Regions from separate parts of the Homo sapiens genome. Here region 2 is linked to region 1. Evidence: read pairs that join two places in POLR2A ChIA-PET (ENCODE). Cell type or tissue: B cell. All regions are shown on one strand. Links, peaks and the distances in the headings refer to the core of each region. The heading gives the core; the rest is flanking DNA.

Region 1 (11,622 bases), core at 2,194-10,193:
ATGCCTGTAGTCCCAGCCACTCGGGAGGCTCAGCTGGGAGAATCACCTGAGCCCCAAAGGTGGAGGCTGCAATGAGAGCCACTGCATTCCAGCCTGGGGGTCCAAGTGAGAACCTGTCTCGAAAAATAAAATAAAGCAAAATTTTTCTTTATTAAAAGAGCAAATCCAACTACATGCTGTCTACAAGAAAGCCACTTTAAATTTAAAGACAGAGACAGACTAAAAGCAAAAGTGTAGAAAATGACGTACGGTGCAAACATTAATCAAAAGAAAGCTGAGTAGCTATGTTAATATCAGACAACACAGCCTTTAAAACAAAACAGGTAGTTTTTGTTTTTGTTTTTGTTTTTGTGACGGAGTCTCACTCTGTCGCCCAGGCTGAAGAACAGCAGCACGACTGATGCTCACTGCAACCGTCGCCTCCCAGGCTCAAGCAATTCTCCTGCCTCAGCCTCCCAAGTAGCTGGGACTACAGGCAGGCGCCACCACAAGTGGCTACTTTTTGTATTTTCAGTAGAGATGGTGTTTCCCCATGTTGGCCACGATGGTCTCAAACTCCTGAGCTCAAGTGACCTGCCTGCTTCGGCCTCCCCAAGTGCTGGGATTACAGGCATAAGCCACTGTGCCTGGCCTGAGATATGTCTCTCTATAAAACCATTCCAGTGAACAATGAATAATAAATGATAAAATCAGCACCATTTTGAAACCTCCAATGAATAAACAACAAATGTAGGTGTTAAGCATCAGCAGCTGCCAATATCAGAGAAAGTGAGACAGCCAGACAACATGGCCCTTCATTTTGGGCTAAACCCTCCCCACACTCAAGAGTACTACAAAGGGGCCAAACTTGTAAGGCTGTTTAAGTTTTTTTAAGAGATGGGGTTTCATCATGTTGCCCAGGCTGGTCTTGAACTCCTGGGCTCAAGCAATCCTTCTGCCTCGACCTCCCATTTTACAGACATGAGCTACTGCACCCGGCCTTGGCAGGTTTTGCAAGAAACACAGAGGAACCTGCTGAGTTGCCACCTAAGTGTGGGATTCACAGAATCCAGACTATGGGAGCCTCGAAGCTTCCAACAGCCTGGGTTGTTCAACAGACACATTGAAAGAAAAAGAAGGGACCGAGAACAATATAGAAATTGAAGGACAGATGGGCAGCAGTGCCACAGGGGAAGCTACAAACCTAAACAGTGAAACTGACCCTGGAAGTGGGCGTTGTGGGAGTCGGGACAGAGGCTGCTGGGCGGGGCTGCCGGGAAGAACACAAGCGGGGACAGGCTGGGGCGGCGGGGGCGGGGGGAGTGGGGCAGTGAGGGGAGTGGGGCTGGGGGGTCAGGCTCCGCTTCTCCACCTTGGCGGTGTTTACCAGAGCTCAGCTGAAGTTGGTTTGTTCAGCCCAATGTTTGTTTTGTATGGTCTTCGGGATCTACGTTTCATTTAATTTAATTTATTATTATTTTGAGTTTTCTATCCAAAAAATAAGTGAGAGCCCAAGGGATCTGTGTTTAATTTTAAACAAAAAAAGCTTACCACACATTGAATACAGAGAAGACCATGAGTTCTTAAGAATGCTAAGGGAGAAAGGGAGGTGGAGAGGGGACAGAGAGAAGCAAAATCAAGCCCTCCGGATACCACTAGAGGTTGTTAGAGCACCCATTCATTACTCTGCAAAGACAAGTAGCTATTTATTCTGCCAATCCCGGCTGAAGCTTGTTTCAGAGGTACGAAACAGCCCTAGCAGATGTGGGGAAGTTCTTCTGTACCAAAGAATTCCAGCCTGTACTTGCAGGAGGAATGACAGAATGGCAAAATCACCATTTTGAAACTTTGAATGAAACAATGGATGCAGGCAGTGGTCACCAAGGACAATACCGCCTTCGGGCGGACAGGCGGCCGCCGCAGAAACCCAGAGCCTTCTCAGCACCGCTCCCAGCGCACGAACCTCCACAGCATTCTCGCCAGAATTAAATCATAAAATAAAAATCTTAGGTACTTGAATGTAAACCAAGTCTTTGAATCTAACTTTCAGGCTATAGGAACTAAGGCAAATGACTTAAACAACACAAGAAAGTTATGAGCTAAGTCCAGAATCTGGAATCCAGATTCTTTTAGCCAACAGCGTGGCAAATGGGAAGAAGCAGGGGACAGAGAGAATGTTCTGGGTGAAAGAAACACAAAAGACTTAAGAGACATTGCAGCAGATTGATTTAATGAGTGGAACCAGTTTGGATCCAATTAGAAAGAGAGAAAAAAAGTAAAAGGCATTTTGTCAACAGACCTTTGACCATGGACTAGGCACTAAATAATAACAGGAAATTGTTATTTTTGTTACATGTGAAAAGCATTGCTGTTATGTGAGACAATGGTCCATTTTTGATCTTAATAGAAACACACTGTGCTATTCAGTAGTAAAATGGGGTTTGTTTTAAAACAGTAAGTAGTTCAAAACCAAGAAAGAAGGGTGGGAGAGAACGCTGGTGACAGAGGAGCCGAGTCGAGGGTTCCAAAGGCTAACTGCGCCCTCACTTGTCACTATGGAAAGTTCTTTTGAAACAAGTGAGAGGCTCTGCAGAGGGGCCGAGTGTGGCAGAACATGCAGCGAGTGACATGAACACTCAGAGGTGGGAAAAGCCGTCACATAGGGAGCCCGCTGGGCACACGTGCCACAGATGAGAGGCGCTGACGCAGACGTCGCCTAGCTGGGATGAGACAAAAGCAACGCCAGTGTCGGAGTCTGAGTAAAGGCATGTGCACCGGAAACGTGGAGATACAGAGAGAAAAGTCACAGGGAAGCACGTGTCACACGGGGATCTGACTCCACTGGATCCTGTTTAACACCTACGGAGAAGGAGAAGAGGAGGCGAACCAGTGGTTCTCAAAGTGTGGTCCCTGGACCAGAAGCATCAGGAGAAACGGGGAACACTTTAGAAAAGCAAAATCCCAGCCAGGCCAGACCTGCTGAATCAGAAACCCCGGCCACGCCAACAGGCACCAGGGTGAGGGCCATGGGCGAAACTGACTGGCCTGTTCCAGGGCTCTGCCCGCTCCTCCCGGGTGTTGCCCATGCTCCCCGACACAGCGGTCGGGCCTGACCTTTGGAACAAGGCTCCCATTCCTGCCTTCCTCACAGCAGGCCAGTGAGTCTGGAGGCGCCACCTGGCCCCTCTCACGGGCCTCACCTGTATCACCTGGGCGACGGCCGATGCTGCACAGGCTGCCGTGGACCTGGAGGAGCGCCCTACGCAAAAGGCTTGGAATAATGCCCAGCATTGCTACACGGATGGTTGTCCTGTTCACAGCTCACTTACTTCCACAATGTGCAGCTAAGACGCAATAATCGAGCTGAAGATGGATCCGCTGGCCAATAAGACCAGGAAACTCGTGGAAGCAACAGCCTGACACACCCCTCAGGAAGCAGACGACACTAATGGCCACGTGCTGACTTCGGCCACAGCAAATGCAAGCCCGGGGCAGCCAGACACCTGAGCAGTGTGACTGCATGTGGTGCCTCTCGGCCTGGTGCCAACAAGCCTCCTGCTCAGACCCTCACCATGGCCAGCCATGGTCACGAGGCTCTGAGGGCTGAAAGAAATCGTGTTAAAAAGAACTGGAGAAATTCTCAGAAAACATTAATTCCGTCTGTGCTCTGCCTGATCCCCCCTCCTGTCCCAGAGGCAGCAGAGACGGGACGTGCTGAACCCTCTGAGTCTGTGATCCCCGGTGAAAGGAGGGAGGTGGCCGAGGCCCGGCCCTTGCGGGGCCTGCCCTGCAGGAAACCACAGTTCTGGGCAGTTCTGGACTCACCTTGGTGTGACTATCCTGCCTCAATCTACTCACTTTGTTTATAGCAAGGTAGGAAAAACCTTGACAAAACCATGATCATAAAAAAGAAATACAACAGGCCATTTTCATTCAAAGACTTTGTCTACACAGTCCTCCTTTTTAACAAGCTCTAGACCTGTGTTTCATCATCTGCCGTGATTTCACTGTTGGGATCTGCTCGATTGGTTCTGCGCAGAATCCACTCAGGCTCCCGCCCTGGTCACGCAGCACAACTCACTCGAGGGGCTGTCGGGGCCCCTGCTGGGCTGGGCTTTCTCACTCACTCCTCGTGGCTGCTTTAAATGAAAACAAACGTGCTTACTTCATGGTCCACGCTCTCTGTAGCCATGCACTGGTTGTTGGCCAGTGTGGTGATCTCTCGACTCTTCGGTGTTTCCATCCGGCAGCTGCAGAGAGGCACTTCCTGGAGGCCGTCTGTCTCCAGCACATCTGGACCGTTGGCCAACCCTAACGTCACACAGACACATGTCAGCTCATGCAATCCTGACCTCAAAAGAACATCTAGAAAGTGATCGATTATAGTCTCAACAGTGATCTCACACGCCAGGAAATGAAAGCAATGCGGTTGATTACCCAGCACAAACAGCCCTGCGTGGGGCGGGGATGGCCACCACCTGGGCAACATGAAGGGGTGGCCTGTGCCTCCCCAGCTAACAAACCCCCTGACAGGGTCTCAAGAGGCACCTATTAACCTGTGTTCTCAGGTTCTCAGGACCCAGGACACAAGTTCCAAAGCCAGAGGCTGGTACCTCTGGCAGTAGCTCCTAAATCTTTTGCTTTCAAACAAAAGAGCATTCACTGCCCTTTAAGACCTTGTTTTCCTACTTGGTTTTAGAATGGCAGCCACAAAAAAAAAAAAATCAGTTTGGAAGGTTTTAATAACGGTTCATCTATTATCTAGAATCTCACTCACCTACTACAATAGTCCAAAGAGCCCATTTATTAGGCTGAAAGAGGAAAGCACCAGAAAAACAAGGAAAGATAAACTAGAGGAGAATTAGAGCTCAATATGCAGCTGACAATGACAGCATAGTCCATAGGGAAGGCTGCAGCAGGGCCATGGTCAGGCAGGCGGCCTTGGGCCCGTCCCAGCACAGCCAGGGCTGGTGCCCCCATGCCCTGCCCCAGCCCCGGATGGGAGAGACGGGCAAGGCCAAGGCTGTTGAGCAGCAGGGGCGGGGGTGGAGGGCACCGCCAGGAAGACCCTTAAGCTTGGCAAGTGGCTACAGTGGGTGCCGCTCCCAAAGGAAGCCAGATCGCATTTCACGTTTTCTTTTTTGTTAAACAGTCAAAGCAGAAATAGAAGATGAATCATTGTCTCAAATACTCACTATTACCTCTCTTAATTAAAAATAATTAACTCTTGGCTGGGCGCGGTGGCTCACGCCTGTAATCCCAGCACTTTGGGAGGCCAAGGCGGGCAGATCACGAGGTCAGGAGATCGAGACCCTCCTGGACAACATGGTGAAACCCCGTCTCTACTAAAAAAAAAAATACAAAAATTAGCTGGGCATGGGGCACATGCCTGTAATCCCAGCTACTCAGGAGGCTGAGGCAGGAGAATCACTTGAACCAGGGAGTCGGAGGTTGTAGTGAGCTGAGATTGTGCCACTGCACTCCAGTCTGGCAACAGAGTGAGACTCCGTCTCAAAAAAAAACATTAACTCTTGTTTTCACATCTAAAAATATAGTGTTAAAGTAAATTAAAATGGAGACCAAGACTAAAGAATCCTTGAACAGACAAAGCCAGTTGAGCCAAGGAGGCCATCTTGACCTTGCTTGATTTGAAAACAAAGGATATCTTGGGCTACTTTTGGCAAATGCCTATAGTAAAGAAAAATAAAACTTAAGCTCTACCATTCAGAAGCAGCCAACCAATCTCTAGAACTAGGGACTTTCCAGCAGGGACAGAACAAACGAGGAAACTGCGTCATGAACCAGTGGGGTGTTTTCCTGGCTTTACTCCCACGTTCACCCTAAAAATCCTTCCCCTCGTGTTTCCTCAGTGCAGCTCCCAACGTGCTTCTGGTTTGGAGCTGCCTCGTTCATGAATCGCTGCTCAAGGAAACCCTTTAAAAGCTGCACTGTGCCTTAGTGCATCTTTTTATTTTTTCTGAGCCAGAGTCTCGCTCTGTCGCCCAGGCTGGAGTGCAGTGGTGCGATCTCAGCTCACTGCAAGCTCTGCCCCCAGGTTCAAGCCATTCTCCCGCCTCAGCCTCCCAAGTAGCTGGGACTACAGGCGCCCGCCACCACGCCTGGCTAATTTTTTGTATTTCAGTAGAGACGGGGTTTCACTGTGTTAGCCAGGATGGTCTCGATCTCCTGACCTTGTGATCTGCCCACCTCGGCCTCCCAAAGTGCTGGGATTACAGGCCTGAGCCGCCCTGCCAGCCTCTTAGTGCATCTTTTACCAACACCCATGCTGAGTCACCACAGCCGCTTCTGTCTGTCTCTAGCCCATTTGGAATCTGATATTGGTCACGGCCAGGAGAGAATCCAAATCTGTGCAAAGAGCCAAAAAGCACGTGAACGGTCCACGCTGCCGTCAAGGACTCTGTGCAGGAGGCACTTCCTAATCATGTGCTGCCCGAGGTCCCAGCCTCGCCTCTGGATCACCCAAACCCCTAAAGACCAGGAAAACGATGAAGTGAAACTTGAATTCAAATCACTACAAGTTTAAAGCTGGGGGGGTCTCTGAGATGATCCTGCTCAGCAACCTGATTTTTAAAAGGAGAAAACACACACAAACCCCACAACGCTGTGAGATAACTGTCCTACCACAGCACTGGCCAACAGCAGCCAAGAGGCTGCAGTGAGATAGGTAAGAACCCAGGGCCTACACGCTTGGATAACAATGCAGTGGCTCAGACACCTCCGTGGAGGTGGAGTGTTTCTGTTCCCACAGTGGAACTACCAGGGACATCAAACGAACTGACTGAAGCAAGCCTCAAGCAATCAACCTCCGCCAAGCTCTGCCTCTCCCGCCCTAGCCCACGTTGCCATGGTTACCGACTCCTGGCCCCTCCCAGGCTCAGACCCTCTGCCTCCTGTTGCTGCTGGGTGACATCGCCATTCAGCCTCAATAAGGCAGGCCCAAGAGCAAGGCAACGGGGAAAGAGACGAATGCATACGGAGAGGACTTCTCATCTTCATATTCTCCTTGGCCCAAGGCTCAAGCCTGGACCCCCTGACCCACAACCAGCGGCATCACCTGCCCCCACTGACCCGCTCAGCACACTCCACAGGCCGATGGCGCCTGTCCCATCTGAAACACACACCACCCAGGTCTCCCAGAGCCCCAGACGCCATCCAGCGCCACTTGACCACTGCCTCCCTCTGGGGTCCCGGGCCACACGGCCAGCACCAGCACAGTGGGCGCACCGCCTGTCTCTTCTACACACTGATGATCTACATCAAGAGCATGACTGAACAGGCCAATCGCTGACTGACCAATCGGCGCTGATCAAACACAGGGAAATCAATTCTGGGAGGCAGTTTACAAAATGTCACACAAGCTGAGGAGCCTCTACTCCCTGCCATTTCTCCTCCGGCTTTGTGTTGGCTCTCGCCCTTTGGCCCTGATGCTCGGCACCATCCTTCCTTTAGAGCTACCTTCCCCCGACCTCACCAGAGACAGCAGGCGCACACTGACAGGTGGAACGGCCTTCATGTGCCAGCTCCCGGTCTCCTGCCACTCAGCATGCCCAAGGCCACCACAGCAGGAGTCGATTTGACAAAATGAAATACTATTTACTCCTTAAAACCAAGTAACTTCCTGAGACCTCCAAATCTAAAAGCAAGTTTAGAGAACTGAAACACCCAGTGTTATACTCGGAAAGCATGGGGTGACCATGCGAAGGACTTCGTGATGCTTGAGGGGGTTCTGCTCCATTTGGTGCAAGAAGAGGAAAAAATATCATCGTTTCCATGACGGACTAGGCTAAGATTTCTTTTGTTGTTGTTGCTGCTGTTGTTGTTTTTTGTTTTTTTTTTAATTGAGACGGAGTCTCGCTGTCGCCCAGGCTGGAGTGCAGTGGTGCCATCTCGGCTCATTGCAAGCTCTGCTTCCTGGGTTCACACCATTCTCCTGCCTCAGCCTCCCGAGTAGCTGGGACTATAGGCGCCCGCCACTACGCCCGGCTAATTTTTTGTATTTTTAGTAGAGACGGGGTTTCATCATGTCAGCCAGGATGGTCTCGATCTCCTGACCTCGTGATCTGCCCACCTCGGCCTCCCAAAGTGCTGGGATTACAGGTGTGAGCCACCGCGCCCAGCCGGACTAGCCTAAGATTTCTATCTTAAGCTAAAGATGTGATTTCCTAGGTGAATTACATAGGTGACTCAAACCTCCCTCAGTGTTCAAAACCCTAAAAAGCTAGCTATTTGTCATTTTTAAATGGCCCATTAAGCCCCCTGCAGTGGTCTGCAATGCCACACCAGTAAGATCTGTGGGGAATGTAAATAAGATTTGCATTTCCTCCACATCATGCTTCGAATAAATCTTCCCAAATAATCAAATAGGTATTAGCTACTTTTCACTCATATAAGGTTTCTAAGTTGCTTAAAAAGAGAAAAAACTGATAGAAAGTGTGAGAACGGACAACTTCTGGCACAACAACTCCCAACAGAAGCTGCTGATTCACCTGTGATTTAGAGGTACAAAAATACACTAAATACGAATATTCCATTACAGAACGTATGTCAGAACTCTCAGCTCAACACTGACCAGGGACATATTTCAGCCAATCAGAGACACCTTATTCAACAGTACGTCCCCGTGTGTCCTGAGATGCCACCAGGGAGGGCGTCTGGCCGTGGGCAATCCTCCACGGAGCACGCCTGACCCACGGAGGGAGATGACCGCCACGCTGGGCCATGCTTGGGCTTCGCCAGTTGACTCTTAGAGGGTTTCCGTAATGTCTCTTTCTTCACTTGAACACCGGGACACAGCAAACGCACCCCATCCTGTCTACACCTCAGCTGGAAGTGATGCAGTTAACCCGATCTTCTACTAGTGTCCACCAAGGGGCATCATGCTAATACAGAGGAAGGAGCCCAGAAGACAAAGGACCAAGATGGTGCCCGGTCTAAGTTACACCACCACATTCACCTTCTGCTTGTGAAGACAGAATTCCTTTGACTCGGAGATCCAGGGAGTCCAGAGAAACTTCCATGTACCCTGTGCTGTCTCCTGGTGCCGTCTGCTCAGCGCTTCCTGCAGATGACTTATACGACTCAGAACCTAGGTATGAAAGGCACACACATCAGACACCACGCACCCAGGCGGCCGCACCCACCCAGACGCACAGGGCAGCAAGGCTGGGGCCCCAGGAAATGGACTACTTCTAATTAATCCATTCAAAACCACAAGTTGAAACCCACTATGGTTTAGACCATTCCAGTTTCACTATCATTTTCTCTCCCGCATATTATTTTGCTAATTCCCCCTTTTAGACATAATATTCATGGGGGAGGAGAGAAGCTGTATAGACAAAAACAAAGGCACCAACATGTCAGCACATCTTTCTCTGTAACTACACCAACTACATAAAAGCTATCAAATGATCAAAGAAACAGATAAAAACATGGTAGTCATATGTTGTAGATTATTTTTAAATAAAACAGAAAAATCTAACTTGCAGATTTGAAAGATCAGATGTAAAGTAGCTAAAGAGATGGCCCAAGGTGCCATGTTGCAGGCAAATCTGTGTCAGAGAGAAAGCAATGACCTCCCGGGCGTCCTGGCTGAAATCCAGGGAGGCTCCCGGAAAGGATCAGTGTCGACTCCAGTAAACACGGGAGGCTCACGACACCCACAGAAGGTGCCAGGGAGCAGGGTGCTGTGAGAAGGACCGGTGTCCCCTGGCTGGCAGCGAGGGCAGTGGGGGGTGCAAACACTTCTGTGGGCTTCCCTGCCCTCAAGGACACACGAGTGGTGGCCAGGCCAGCCTGTCCACACTTCCCAGGAGGGCCGGAGAAAGATATATAAAATTGGGTGTTTGTAATCACAAGGGCATTCACTGAGGAGGCCTATGAAAGTGTGTACCTGTACCAGGTAATATCTAACTCCGGCCAAGGGCAGATGGTCACATTTCACAGCCAAGCTTCTAGGGACTAGTCACCAATCTTATTTCAATGACTGGAAATAAATGAACACTAGCACAGAGAGGTATGGTAACCAGTCTTTTCATTCAAGCCACATGCTCCACCTAGATCTTAGACAGACAGGAAAAGTCAACCACCTTTGAGAAATCACCATCATCAACTTGAAGAACAGGAGTACACTTTGTATAGTTTTAAACGAAAAGAAGATTTAAATAAAAAATTCATAAAGAAATAAAATTCAAACTCCTCTGTGAATATTTAAAAGCACACATTTTGCACATTACAGCCAAGATGACAAAGATGAAATCTCTACCCCAAAAACAACTTTTAGTCTTGGCTCTAAAATGCTTTTGTTGGCCAACAGTAAAAGCCACATCTGGTGTTATGATCTGAATCAATAAACTGAGGTGAAGAGAAACGTAACTGAAGCACCACATGCAGCTCCCGGGGGGCTCACACGTCCTCCACCCTCAAACGCCAGGAGCCTCCATGGTGACTGCCTCACGCCCCAGGTCTCCCGCAACCCTCTCTTTTCAGGGGATGACGCCTCCCCAACATCCAGTTAACAGAGGTACTCTACATTGGGGAATCTAGATTAGCCAAAATCACTGTGAATAAGAACAAAGTGCTGCCACTCGGTGACACTGGTATAAGGATAAACAAATAAATAAATGAAACAGACCAGAATGTCCAGGAACAGCCCACACACTGAATGTCAACAGGTGGAGAAAAATCAACTCAAGCAGCAGTGCCTATGGCAGCTGCACACCCACTGCCAAGAAGGGGCCTGCGCCACAGCTCACTCAAACATCAGTGCAAAATGAACCGACAGGCAAGCGCGGAGCCTGCAGATGCCAAGAAGAAAACAAGGGACAAAACCTCTGTGACCTGGGTCTGTCAAAGATTTCTTAGAGCACAAAAGCATGAACCCCCCAAGTAAAATAACTCGTAACTTGGACTTCAAGAAAACCTTAAAAACGTTTGCTCTTCTAAATACAGCATTAGGAAAATGAAAAGGCAGGTCAGAGACTAGGTACAAATACATGCAAAACATCCACCTGATAAAAGACTTGTCTCCAGAATATGTTAAAAACTCTTTTAACCCAATGAGAAGAAAAACAACCAGATTTTAAAAGTGAGCAAAAGATGTGAACAGACACGTTTCAAAAAAACTAAATGAAGGCTAAAATGTACAATCTCATTACTCATTAGGTAACAGCATTGAAACTACAGTAAAACACCACTGCACACCCACAGATCCACTGGAATTAAAAAGACTAACCCTAACAAGTGCTGGCGTGGACAGAGGGGAACTGGAATGCTTGTGTGTTGTCTGGACCTAAAACAGGACGAGTGCTTGGAAAACAGCTTGGCAGCTTCCTGAAGAGCTGAACACACGCCACTCTACTCAGCCATTCCACTCCCAGATACCTAACCAAGATCTAGGGAAGCACCTGTTCAAAAAAGATTTGCACACAAATGTTCACGGCCACTTAATTTCTAGCAGCCAAGGCTGGAAAGAGCCCAAAGCCCATGGACGGATGAATGGACAGATAAGACTGTGGGGCAGCCACACAATGGGACACTTCTCAGCAATGGACAGAAACAAACTCCTGGCCATTCGACAGCCTGGCAACTCAAAACAATTATACTCAGAGAAGCCAGATGAAAAAC
Region 2 (11,622 bases), core at 2,332-10,331, 56 kb after region 1:
AGTCATGCTGTGTGCTCTTCTGGGCTGCTGACCGCTGTCCCACTGTGTGGATGTACCACGATCTGTTTATCCAGTTCCTTATCAACTGAGGACACCGGAGTGTCTCCGGTTTTCGGCGACGTGACAATGCTGCTATAAACATTTGTGTGGCCACTCACTTTTAATTTTCTGGGTGTACTTTAAGACAAGGATATACAGGATTTTTGCTTTTCATACTTTGACAAATGTGTTCCTTCTCTGGCAGAGCTTTTGTGTTTGTCTGTGCAACTGTGCTATTTAGGAATGGGATAGATTAGAAACTATACCATAAACCTAGGTGAAGCAAAGAAAGTCAGAAGACGGGGACTAATAAGAGAGGAAGAGCAGCAGGTTTTCTAGTCTGGAGGGAGGCGCTGCTCCTGTCCCTCGGTGCACACCGCCCTCACCTTCTCCCAGCAGCTCGGTTTTCACACAGCAATCCTGCTGAGGCTCCCCCCTCGCCGGAACTGCCTGTTAGAGAGAAACAACAGCCGTCAGCCGGGTTCAGTGGGAGGCCGCTTTTCCAAATGGACATCATTTGGAAAAAGTCAAAAAATCGTAGTTACAACATTCACCATGAGCTGCTGGACAGTCAGATTTACTCCTGCCAGCTGGTTACAGTCGCCTCCAGCAGAAGAACTGGCATTCAGAACACAGTCCAAGGAAACTTCTCCTGTATTTCTATTTTTGAAGACAGTTTCTTAACAATAAGAACGCATTCATGTATCATTTATATAATTAGATATCTGAAATCTTTGGGCTCTGTTACAGGAGTGTTACAATTTATTTCAAAATGCATTCTACTGCTGACAATAATTCATATATTTCAAATGTCCAACCTCCTACAAAAAATTATAGAAATAGATAAATCAAGAAAATTCAATAAGGAACTTAAATCACTAAATCTTTGAGATTAAGCATCTATAGAGGTATGTATTATACAAGGCCTCTTACAATTTTTTTGTTGAGACAGAGTTCACTCTCTCGCCCAGGCTGGAGTACAGTGGCGCGATCTCGGCTCACTGCAACCTCTGCTTCCACAGTTCAAGCGATTCTCAGGCCTCACCCACCTGAGTAGCTGGGACTACAGGTGCACACCACCACACCCAGATGCTTTTTGTGTTTTCAGTAGAGATGGGGGTTTCGCCATGTTGGCCAGGCTGGTCTCAAACTCCTGGCCTCAAGTGATCCGCCCGCCTCAGCCTCCCAAAGTGCTGGGATTAGAGGTGTGAGCCACTGCACTTGGGTGGCACTTGGACAGAATTTTTTTTTTTTTTTTTACACAAAAATCCTTGCCTTCAAGAAGCTTAGAGTCTGGTTGGAGAAGTGAACATAAACACATAAAACACTCCTAGCCAGGCCTCTCCCGACGCAGCAGCAGGACCATGGAGTCCATAAGGAGGCAGCAGGGAGTCTGCAAATGCCCCACCCACAGCTGGGGGCCGGGGAAGAGGGCTGCTGACCACTCTGGGCAGTTGGAGATGCCAGACTGCAAGTGGGAGCTGTCAGGCTGACACCCACACCTGGTGATGTGATACTGGAGAAAGCCCTCTGGTGAGGCCACTGGAAGCTGGAAGTGGGCAGGAAGCCTCCGGGTCAGAGTGATAAAATAGGAACAACTGAGGGAGGCACACTTGGTGCTCCGAGTCCACAACCAGAAGAGGAGAGGCACAGACTTGCCCGAGGTCACTAGGAGCAGCCAGTCAGACAGCTGCAGGAGGCCAGCCACGCACTGATTCCATCTTTAATTGACTATCAACAGGTAAGAAGAGGCTGCAAAAACCCGGGTGTCCAGCGTCTGGATGAGAAAACATGTCAACAATGGGGCCTCTCAACAGAACCCCTCCTCCCCACAAAGCAGACGCCAGGCCAGCCCCTACCTGAGCCCGGATGTGCCTACTGCTTTCCAGGGCTCACATCCATATGGTCTCGCTGCCTTCTGGGCTGACTTGGTAACACCGGACCTAACTGCATCACCCTCCCCAGGAGCTGGTCTTAGCAACTGTGCACAGCCCACCCCACCACGGTAAGGCAGGGGGGCCCAGGTTTCCACCTCCCACCCCCTGATCTCCCACTGCCAAGCCAGGGCCAGCAGCCCAGCTGCTCATGGCCAGCCCTCGAACATGCAGAGCACGCTACCTTTCCTGGTCCATCACAGCTGTACGCCAGCCAGCTCAGCCTGCACCCTTCACACCTACCCCCCAACAGGAGCTCTCCGGGGTCCCTGCAATCCTTCCAGGAGTCCAGGAGGTCAAAACTATTTTCATGGTAATACTAGGACCTCAATTGCCTTTTTCACTGTGCTGATATTTGCACAGACGGTGCCCAAGCGGTGGTGTCAGCCCCTTTGCATCGACCAGGTCAGGACACCGAAGTGTACTCCAGCAACTGAACTCTTGACCAGCAGGCACTTGGGGGGCTCGCCTGAGAGTGCCCTGGATGAGGCAGTGAGATGATGGCCTGTGAGCACAGCTCTCCAGCGTTCCACATCAGAGGAAGGGGGCAGGCAGCAGGCCAGGCACAGTGGCTGCGTGGAACCCGAAGCTTTCCTCACTCACAGAGCATCTTCACTTAAAAGAACAACTGGCAAAATGTATGCCACTCAGACCTGAACATACCACTCAGGCCTGGACATGCCACTCAGACCTGGACATGCCACTCAGGCCTGGACATGCCACTCAGTCAGACCTGGACATCTGGCAGACATTTCCACAGAACAGAGTGAGCCTCAAAGAAAACAACCAGTAGTATTTGTTGCCAATGTTAAAACTCTACCTTTTGAATTTTCGAAACACATGTAAATGTGTATCTGTCCCCATGAGCTTGAAAGTTTCTCCATATTTATGACTTTTCTTATTACATGAGCGGTATCATTAGTGACTATGATTTTTGATACCATATAATAAAATGTGTCAACATGGGGAAGATCTTCCTAACAAGGTGAGCTGACACTCCCCAAATGCCCAGTGCCTAATATTCAAAATCACGCATGGGACAAAGATGCATCCAAGATGGGCTTTAATGTCACAGAGGAAGAAGGTCATTGGCACAGTTTCACCTTGTTGAGTTTTCGTGTCATATCAAAGCAGAATAGCTGCAATTATCTGAAAAGATATCAAAATACTTCCCCCTTGCCAACCACATGTCTATGGGAGACCAGATTTTCTTCAGACAGTATCACCTCAGGCTGGGTGCAGAAGCCAATCTGCAAATCCAGCTGACTCTTCGATTAGCCAGACATGACAGAGATGGACCAACATGGAAAACAATGCCATTCAACTGAGTTTTTTTCATTCAGAAAAAGTACTTTTCACAGAAACTGCTGTATTCCCTAACATGTAAATAAAATGTTACATGTTTACTTTTATTATTTTTTAAAAATGTGATTTTTAACTTTTCAGTTTTCATTTCTTTTACAGTAACTATCATTAGATACAACCCAATAAACAAGAGCCCTCTGGGGTCCTCAATACTTTTAAGAGCAGGGCCTTGAGGCACACCAAAGACACCCTGCCTGCCACGGCACAGCTCTGCCGACAAGGTCTCCTGGCCTGAGATGAGCCGGGGTGGAGCATGGCAGGGCAGACCTTGTGAGGCTGCCGGGGTCTACAGGCATTTTTGGGCACCAGCTGTGCCCCTCACATGCTGTCCCCTCCTGGAGGCACCCGCCAAACCCCACTCCATCTCACAGTCCTCATCACCACCACCAGCCACAAATCCTACCCACGAAATTAAGTTTTGTAATCTTTTGAAAAAATGTTTAAGAATGCTATGTAACACACTACCGAATAATGTCTAGAATCATCCACCATTCTGCTGTGTGTCCAATTCAACTGCACTCAGGAATCCTCTGACAAGCACTGACCAACATGCCAGGCCTCATACCAGTGTTAGGGCCAGAAACACAGCACAGATGCCTCTGCCTGGTCTGTAGCATCCCCAGTGCTCACTTCCATTAAGGGACAGCTGAGGATGGCCCAGGGCAGAGGCGAAAGGAAAAGGGGGCACCGGGGAGGAGGGAGGCCCAGCAGAGGCAGACAGACCAGGCTCTGCAAGGCAGCGGCTCCGCCCTCTCCTCCAGAACCGTGGCCTCTCCTGACTTCCAGGAGGCTCGGGAAGGTTTTCTCCCAGCAAGGGATGCTGCTTCTGTAGCCCAGGGGCTGCTCCTAGGGTGCTGAAGCACCACAGGCTGGCTTCGGAGACCAGCCCCCCCAAGCAGCGCTGCCAAGTCTCCTTATGGCTGACGGACTCTAGGATTTTATGAAACCTCCAGATTAAGGACAAATTAGTTTACAATACAAATGTAAATGATAGGCCAGGCGCGCTGGCTCACGCCTGTAATCTCAGCAGTTTGGGAGGCTAAGGTGAGTGGATCACCTGAGGTCAGGAGTTGGAGACCAGTCTGGCCAACATGGCGAAACCCCGTCTCTACTAAAAATATAAAAATTAGCCGGGAGTGGTGGCACATGCCTGTAATCCCAGCTACTCGGGAGGCTGAGGCAGGAGAATCACTTTAACCTGGGCGGGGGCGGAGGTTGCAGTGAGCTGAGATCACGCTGCTTCACTCCAGCCTGGGCAAAAGAGCAAAACTCCATCTCAAAAAATATATATATATGTATAAAAGATAAATAATGTCTCAATAAAAAGGAGAAGCCAGGCACAGTGGCTCTCGCTTGCAATCCCAGCACTTTGGGAGGCCGAGGCAGGCGGATCACTTGAGGTCAGGAGTTCGAGACCAGTCTGGCCAACATGGCAAAACCCCATCTCCACTAAAAATACAAAAATTAGTTGGGCGTGGTGGCAGGCACCTGTAATCCCAGCTACTCAGGAGGCTGAGGCAGGAGAATATCTTTAACCCAGGAGGCGGAGGTTGCAGTGAGCCGAGATCACGCCACTGCTCTCTAGCCTGGGCAACAGAGCGAGACTCCGTCTCAAAAATAAATAAGGGGAGGAAGGGCTCCTGTTCATAACAGTGACAGAAATGCTGTCTCATCTCAATCATTCAGCCTAGCACATTATTCCTTCTCCTTGATCTAAGCAAAACAAAATGAATTAGTTAAAACAAAATTGTGTTTTATGTATCCTAAATCAAGACCTTTCCACTCACAACATCCACCTAGCTGGAGTGAGCAAACTACTTGGACTCAGACCCCGCACTGCAGAAGCTCTGCCCAGTCCAGGAAGCCTAGCCAAAAAATTCCCAAAAAAATCATCTGCATTTCCCTCAGGAGCCCCAACCTACAACTCCCCGGGATGGTCCAGGACTCGCCAACCCCCAGGCCAGGTCGGCTCTGCATGCCCTGCCCTGCCATGGCCCCGTGTGCCTTGACTGGCAGAGCCTAGCCCCGCCCCTGATGCCCCACCCCTGCTGACGCCCCACCCCCAACCCCCCAACGCACAAGGCAGAGGAGCCCAGGCAGAAGTGAAGGGTCCAGGTCCACTCCAGGAAGAACGGCCTGGGCCTTCCCCACCTCGCAATTTGGAAGTCCAGGAGAGGGAGGCACTGCAACTCACTTTTCAGAGGTAGACAGGAGCCCCAGAGCTGTGGGGAGAGGAGGGGACCGTGGGCCTCTCTTGGTCAGTACAGGTACCAGGGCAGGGCTGGTCCAGACCTCACAGCCCCAAGACTGCCACAGCCCTCTAGGGCCATCCCCCAACCTCACAGCAACAAGAGACTGAGTGCAGTGCCTACTCCAAACCTACCCTGGGAGGACAGCCCTGACTTGGGGCTTCTCGCTCAGTCAGGAAACCCCTCCTCCCCTTCCGCGTGGGTTGCACCTGCTAACCACAGAGCCAGCCTGACCTCTGCGCCCGCACGGCAAAACACATGACCAGTCCATTTCCACCTGAGCAACAGACCTTACATTTTTAGTGCCACAACTTGTGCACAATGTAGAGTACACACCAGGACGGTGGGTAAGAGAACAAAACCAGTGTGTGCAAAGCATGAACACGAAGCATGCACACATTCCAATTCTCACTCAAACACTGGCTTCAGTTCTTGCCACTTAAAAATCACATTATCTCAAGTCCAGAAAAACCCAGCTCCTTGGAAGTTCTTCTTATCCTCAGTACATCTGCCCAAACTCAAGAACACTCAGGAGATTTCATGTCCAACTTTCAAACGCAAGTTAAAGGAATTCCCAGGCCGGTGTAGTGGCTCATGCCTGTGATCCCAGCATTTTGAGAGGTCAAGGAAGGAGGACTGCTTGAGCTCAGGAGTTCAAGACCAGCCTAGACAAAACAGTGAGACCCCCATCTCTACAAACAATTTTTAAAAATTAGCTAGGAGTGGTGGCACACACCTGTAGTCCCAGCTACTTGGGAGGCTGAGGTGGGAGGTTCCCTTGAACCAAGGCTGGTTCAAGGTTTCCTTGAAACAAGGTTGTACCACTGCACTCCAGCCTGGGTGACAGAGGAAGACGCTGTCAAAAGAAGAAAAGAAAATGGAAAAGGAAGAGAGAGAGGGAGGGAGGGGAGGGGAGGGGATAAAGAAGGGAAGGAAGGGAGGAAAGAAAGAAAAGGAAGGAAGGAACAAGGAAAGGAAAGGAGGGAGGGAGGGAAAGAGAGGAACAAAGAAAGGAAAGGGAAGGAAAGGAAAGAAAGAAGGCAGGAAGAAAAGGAGGGAGGGAGGGCGGGAGGGAGGGAAGGCAGGCGGGAGGGAGGGAAGGCAGGAGGAAGGGAAATTCCCTCCCAGAGCCTGGGATTTCCAGGAATTCTGATGCTTCTTTCAAGTAAAGGGCCTTTTAAATACAAAATCCTAAATAAAAAGATAGAAGGATCAAAGTAAAAAGAAGAGAGGATACCAAGCAGCAATAATGAAGATTCTTGCAAACTAAAGGGGAATGGGGTGAAGGACCAAGACAAATGGCCAAGGGATGACCCAAGGACACTCCTCTCGGAACAGAAATACAGAACTCATTTTAGTCCTAAAACTCTATTCTTCTTAAATACCATTAAAAAAACCAAACACTATCTTAAATGTCCATGTTTCTTAAAATTAAAACCAATAGAAAATCCTCAATCTACAACCAGGGCAAGGCCACAAGCCTCCGGTCTTGGTCCTGCTTGTTTATGAGAACAAAGTGGCCCAGTCCTTCCCTCCAAGTCCCGAGCTCAGTGAGCTCCTTCCTCCCACACATTCCCCTACAGGCTGCAGAGCTGAGGTCACATCATAACCTCACTGTTTACAGACACATAGTGATATGGTTTGGCTCTGTGTCCCCACCAAAATCTCATGTTGAACTGTAATCCCGAATATTGGGGGAGGGGCCTGATGGGAGGTAACTGGATCATGGGGGCAGATGTCCCCCTTGCTGTTTTCGTGATATATCTCACAAGATCTGGTTGTTGGAAAGTGTGTGGCACTTCCCCCTTTGCTCTCTCTTCATCCTTATGGCCAGGTAAGATGTGCTCGCTTCCCCTTTGCCCTCCCGCCATGATTGCTAAGTTTCCTGAGGCCTCCCTAGAAGCAGAAGCCTCTACAGCCCACAGAACCATGAGCTGATCAAACCTCTTTTCTTTATAAATTACCCAGAATTAGGTATATCTTTATAGCAGTGTGAGAACAGACTAATACAGAAAATTGGTACTGGAGAAGTAGGGCATTGCTATAAAGATACCTGAAAATGTGGAAGCAGCTTTGGAAATGGGTAATGGGCCGAAGTTTGAACAGGTTAAAGGGCTAGGAAGAAGAAAGGAAGATGAACTTCCTAGAGGCTTTTTGAATGGTTTTGACCAAAATGCTGACAGTGATATGGACAATGAAGTCCAAGCTGAGGAGGTCTCAGATGGAGATGAGGAACCTATTGGGAATTGGAGTAAAAGTCACTCTTGCTATGCTTTAGCAAAGAGACAGGCGGCACTGTGTCCCTGCTCTAAGGATCTGTGGAACTTTGAACTTGAGAGAGATGATTTAGGGTATGTGGTGGAAGAAATTCCTAAGTAGCAAAGCAGTCAAGATGTGGCCTGGCTGCTTCTAACAGCATACACTCACATGCGTGCACGAAGAGAGTATCTGAAACTGGAACTTATATTTAAAAGGGAAGCAGAGCATAAAAGTTTGGAAATTTTGCAGCCTGACCATGTGGTAGGAAAAAAAGCACATTTTTCAGGGAAGGGGTTCAAGCCAGCTACAGAAATTTGCATGAGGAGCTGAATGTTAATAGCCAAGACAATGGGGAAAATGCCTCAGAGACCTTTGCAGCAGCCCCTCCCATCACAGGCCTGGAGGCCTAGGAAGGAAGAATGGTTTTGTGGGCCAGACCCAGGGCCTTGCTGCTCTGTGCAACCTCAGTACATGGTGTCCGGCATCACAGCCACTCCAGCTCCAGTGGTGGCTGAAACGGCCCCAGATACATCTCAGGACACTGACCCAAAGGGTGCAAGCTGGCAGCTACCAAGGCTTCTACATGGTGTTAACCCAGCAGGTGCACACAGGGCAAGAGTTAAGGCTTGGGAGCCTCCACCTAGATTTCACAGGATGTATGGATATCATCCATACATCTGTGGTGGCGCATGCCTGTAATCCCAGCTACTCAGGAAGCTGAGGCAGGAGAATTGCTTGAATTCAGAGGATGCTGGATGTGGAGGCCAAGTATATGGAAATGTCCAGATGTCCAGACAGAAGCTTCCTGCAGGGGCGAAGCCCCCACGGAGAGCCTCTACTAGGGCAGTGTGGATGGGAAATGTGGGACTGGAGCCCCACATAGAGTCTCCACTGGGGCACTGCCTAGTGGAGCTGTGAGAAGAGGACCACTACCCTCCAGACCCCAGAATGGTAGATCCATCTACGGCTTGTACCACACGCCTAGAAAAGCAGCAGGCACTCAACGCCAGCCCATGAAAGCAGCTGCAGGAGCTGTACCCTGAAGAGCCACAGAGGCAGAGCTGCCCAAGGCCTTGGGAGCCCACCCCTTCCACCAGTGTGGCCTGGAAGTGAGACATGGAGTCAAAGAAGATTATTGTGGAACTCAGACTGCCCTGCTGGGTTTCAGACTTACATGGAGCCTGTAGCCCCTTTGTTTTGGTCAATTTTTCCCTTTTGGAACAGAAGCATTTACCCAATGCCTGTATTACTATTGTTTCTTGGAAGTAAGCTTTTTATTTTACAGGCTGATAGGCAGAAGGGACTTACCTTGTCTCAGATAAGACTTTGGACTTTTGAGTTAATGCTGGAATGAGTTAAGACTTTGGGAAATTGCTGGAAGGCATATTTGTGTTTTGAAATGTGAGAAGGACCCAGCACTTTGGGAGGCCGAGGTGGGTGGATCATGAGGTCAGGAGTTTGAGACCAGCCTGACCAACATGGTGAAACCCTGTCTCTATTAAAAATACAAAAATTAGGCTGGGCGCAGTGGCTCACATCTGTAATCTCAGCACTTTGGGAGGCTGAGGCGAGTAGATCACCTGAGGTCAGAAGTTCGAGACGAGCCTGGCCAACATGGTGAAACCCCGTTTCTACTAAAAATACAAAAATTAAATGGACATGGTGGCGGGCACCTGTAATCCCAGCTACTTGAGAGGCTCAGGCAGGAGAATCACTTGAACCCAGGAGGCAGAGGTTGCAGTGAGCTGAGATCGCACCATTGCACTCCAGCCTGGGCGACAAAAGCAAAACTCCGTCTCAAAAAAAAAAAAAAATTTAACCAGGCATGGTGGCGCGTGCCTGTAATCCCAGCTATTCAGGAGGCTGAGGCAGGAGAATTCCTTGAACCTGGGAGGTGGAGGTTGCAGTGAGCTGAGATCACACCATTGCACTCCAGCCTGGGCAACAAGAGCAAAACTCCATCTCAAAAAAAAAAAAAAAAAAATTAGCCAGGCATGGTGGCGCCCACCTGTAATCCCAGCTACTCAAGAGGCTGAGGCAGGAGAATTGCTCAAACCCGGGAGGCAGAGGTTGCAGTGAGCCAAGATCACACCATTGCACTCCAGCCTGGGCGACAAGAGCAAAACTGCACGTCAAAATAAAATAAAATAAAATAAAAATTAGCCAGGTGTGGTGGCACATGCCTGCAATCCCAGCTACTCAGGAAGCTGAGGCAGGAGAATCACTAGAGCCTGGGGGACAGAGGTTGCAGTGAGCTGAGATCGCATCATTGCACTCCAGCCTAGGTGACAGAGTGAGACTCTGTCTCAAAAAAAAACAAGAGAAAAAAAAAAAAGAAATGTGAAAAGGACATGAGATTTAGGAGGGATCAGGGGCAAAATGATATGGTTTGCTCTGTGTCCCCACCCAAATCTCATGTTTAACTGTAATCCTCAATGTTGGGGGAGGGACCTGGTAGGAGCTGACTGGATCATGGGGGCGGACGTTCCCCTTGCTGTTCTCATGATAATGAGTGAGTTCTCATGAGACCTGGTTGTTGGAAAGTGTGCAGCACTTTCCCCTTCATGCTTTCTCTCTCCTGCCAGCCATGTGAAAATATGCCTGCTTCTCCTAGGCCTTCCGCCATGATTTTAAGTTGCTTGAGGCTTCCCCAGAAGCAGAAACCTATACAGCCTGCCCACAGAACCATGAACCGATTAAACCTCTTTTCCTTATAAATTACCCAGCCTCAGGTATGTCTTTATAGCAGTGTGAGAACGAGCCAATACACCCAGAAACCTGGCATTTTTTATAGTAAAACAAGAGCTACAATTTGTAAAGCCAGAATTGATCACAGGAACAGTTCCTTCACTGACCTATCCAGATTCTCATCAATGTCACAGCCTATAATAAAACCTCAATTAGAACAGTACCTAAGCATCAAGGGCTGAATGCTATGGTAGGGAGGGTGGGGTGGCATGGCAGGGGTGCAAAATCTACCCAATCCATGATCAAAATGGGTCACAACAGCAACAAATCAAACCTTTTGAGAAAGGAGAACAGCGGACTAATGAGGCCCACCTCAGCACACATTTGACGTGCTTGAGCTGGACTCCACCATCCTTCTAGAAAACAACATTGTCTTCTTCCGAATGCCCACTTTAATATATTGTCTAAGGCACTGATGTGGCTGGAGAAAAAAGGATTATTTCCCACTTCGTGAAGTTTTTTCCTTAAATGTTAATTGGTGGGTTCAGATAGACACAAAAACTTAAGGGGAAAAAAGTTCCCCAGATAGTGAAGTAGAACTCAGACCCCATGCTGCACGTGGAGGCCAAGTACACAAGCAGCTCCCGGGGAGGTGGGCACTACAGGCTGTCATGACATGAGACACCCAGTTACATTCACAGCTCAGAAAATATCCAAAAGGGATAGAGGGATAGGAGAAATACTCACATGTCAAGTCCATAAAATAAATGTATTTTATAGGTAAATACTGGTGTGTAGCTATATTCATGCCAGTGACCTCACAAATTCTCTTTAGCAACACAGGACAGAAGACAGTAACCTCTTTATTCCACATGATGATATACATTTACGTAACTGAAATGTTCTTCATGATTAAAATAAAAAGCTTCAAGTTTTTACAACACTACCACTTTATTTGTATGTCTCTTCCTCTAAATGTAATCATAAAATAAGCATGCAATAATCACAACTTAACATAATCTGTAGGAAAAACAAAGGCAGCATATACATATTTGCTTGTTCATTCATTTTTAGAAACAGGGTCTTGT

What was found. ChIA-PET counts read pairs that join two places held together with the same protein. Peaks named below come from ENCODE experiments on the same cell type or tissue, not always from the same donor. Only the 100,000 strongest peaks of a DNase experiment are listed, where the experiment ranks them.
Region 2: POLR2A ChIA-PET joins it to region 1 with 5 read pairs; 4 of 35 experiments call an interaction of 5 or more read pairs at or near these places.

What each region holds. Positions count from the first base shown.
Region 1 is chr9:137,755,343-137,766,964 of GRCh38, reverse strand. It overlaps EHMT1 (euchromatic histone lysine methyltransferase 1), which reads right to left. Exons shown (of 27, transcript NM_024757.5): 9 at 8,954-9,085; 10 at 4,145-4,290. Among named protein-coding and RNA genes, the nearest start is that of MIR602, 77 kb to the left of the region's middle. RefSeq lists enhancers at 2,590-3,789, 4,156-4,255, 4,376-4,425, 5,593-5,742, 7,733-7,902 and 2 more. In B cell, for the core only: no CTCF peak of the experiment used is centred there; DNase peaks (open chromatin) are centred at 5,794, 6,834, 7,694, 9,164 and 2 weaker places; H3K4me3 peaks cover 4,766 bases; H3K27ac peaks cover 7,031 bases.
Region 2 is chr9:137,699,834-137,711,455 of GRCh38, reverse strand. It overlaps EHMT1 (euchromatic histone lysine methyltransferase 1), which reads right to left. Exons shown (of 27, transcript NM_024757.5): 2 at 426-489. Among named protein-coding and RNA genes, the nearest start is that of EHMT1, 87 kb to the right of the region's middle. RefSeq lists an enhancer at 1,998-2,959. In B cell, for the core only: no CTCF peak of the experiment used is centred there; a DNase peak (open chromatin) is centred at 5,805; H3K4me3 peaks cover 617 bases; H3K27ac peaks cover 4,054 bases.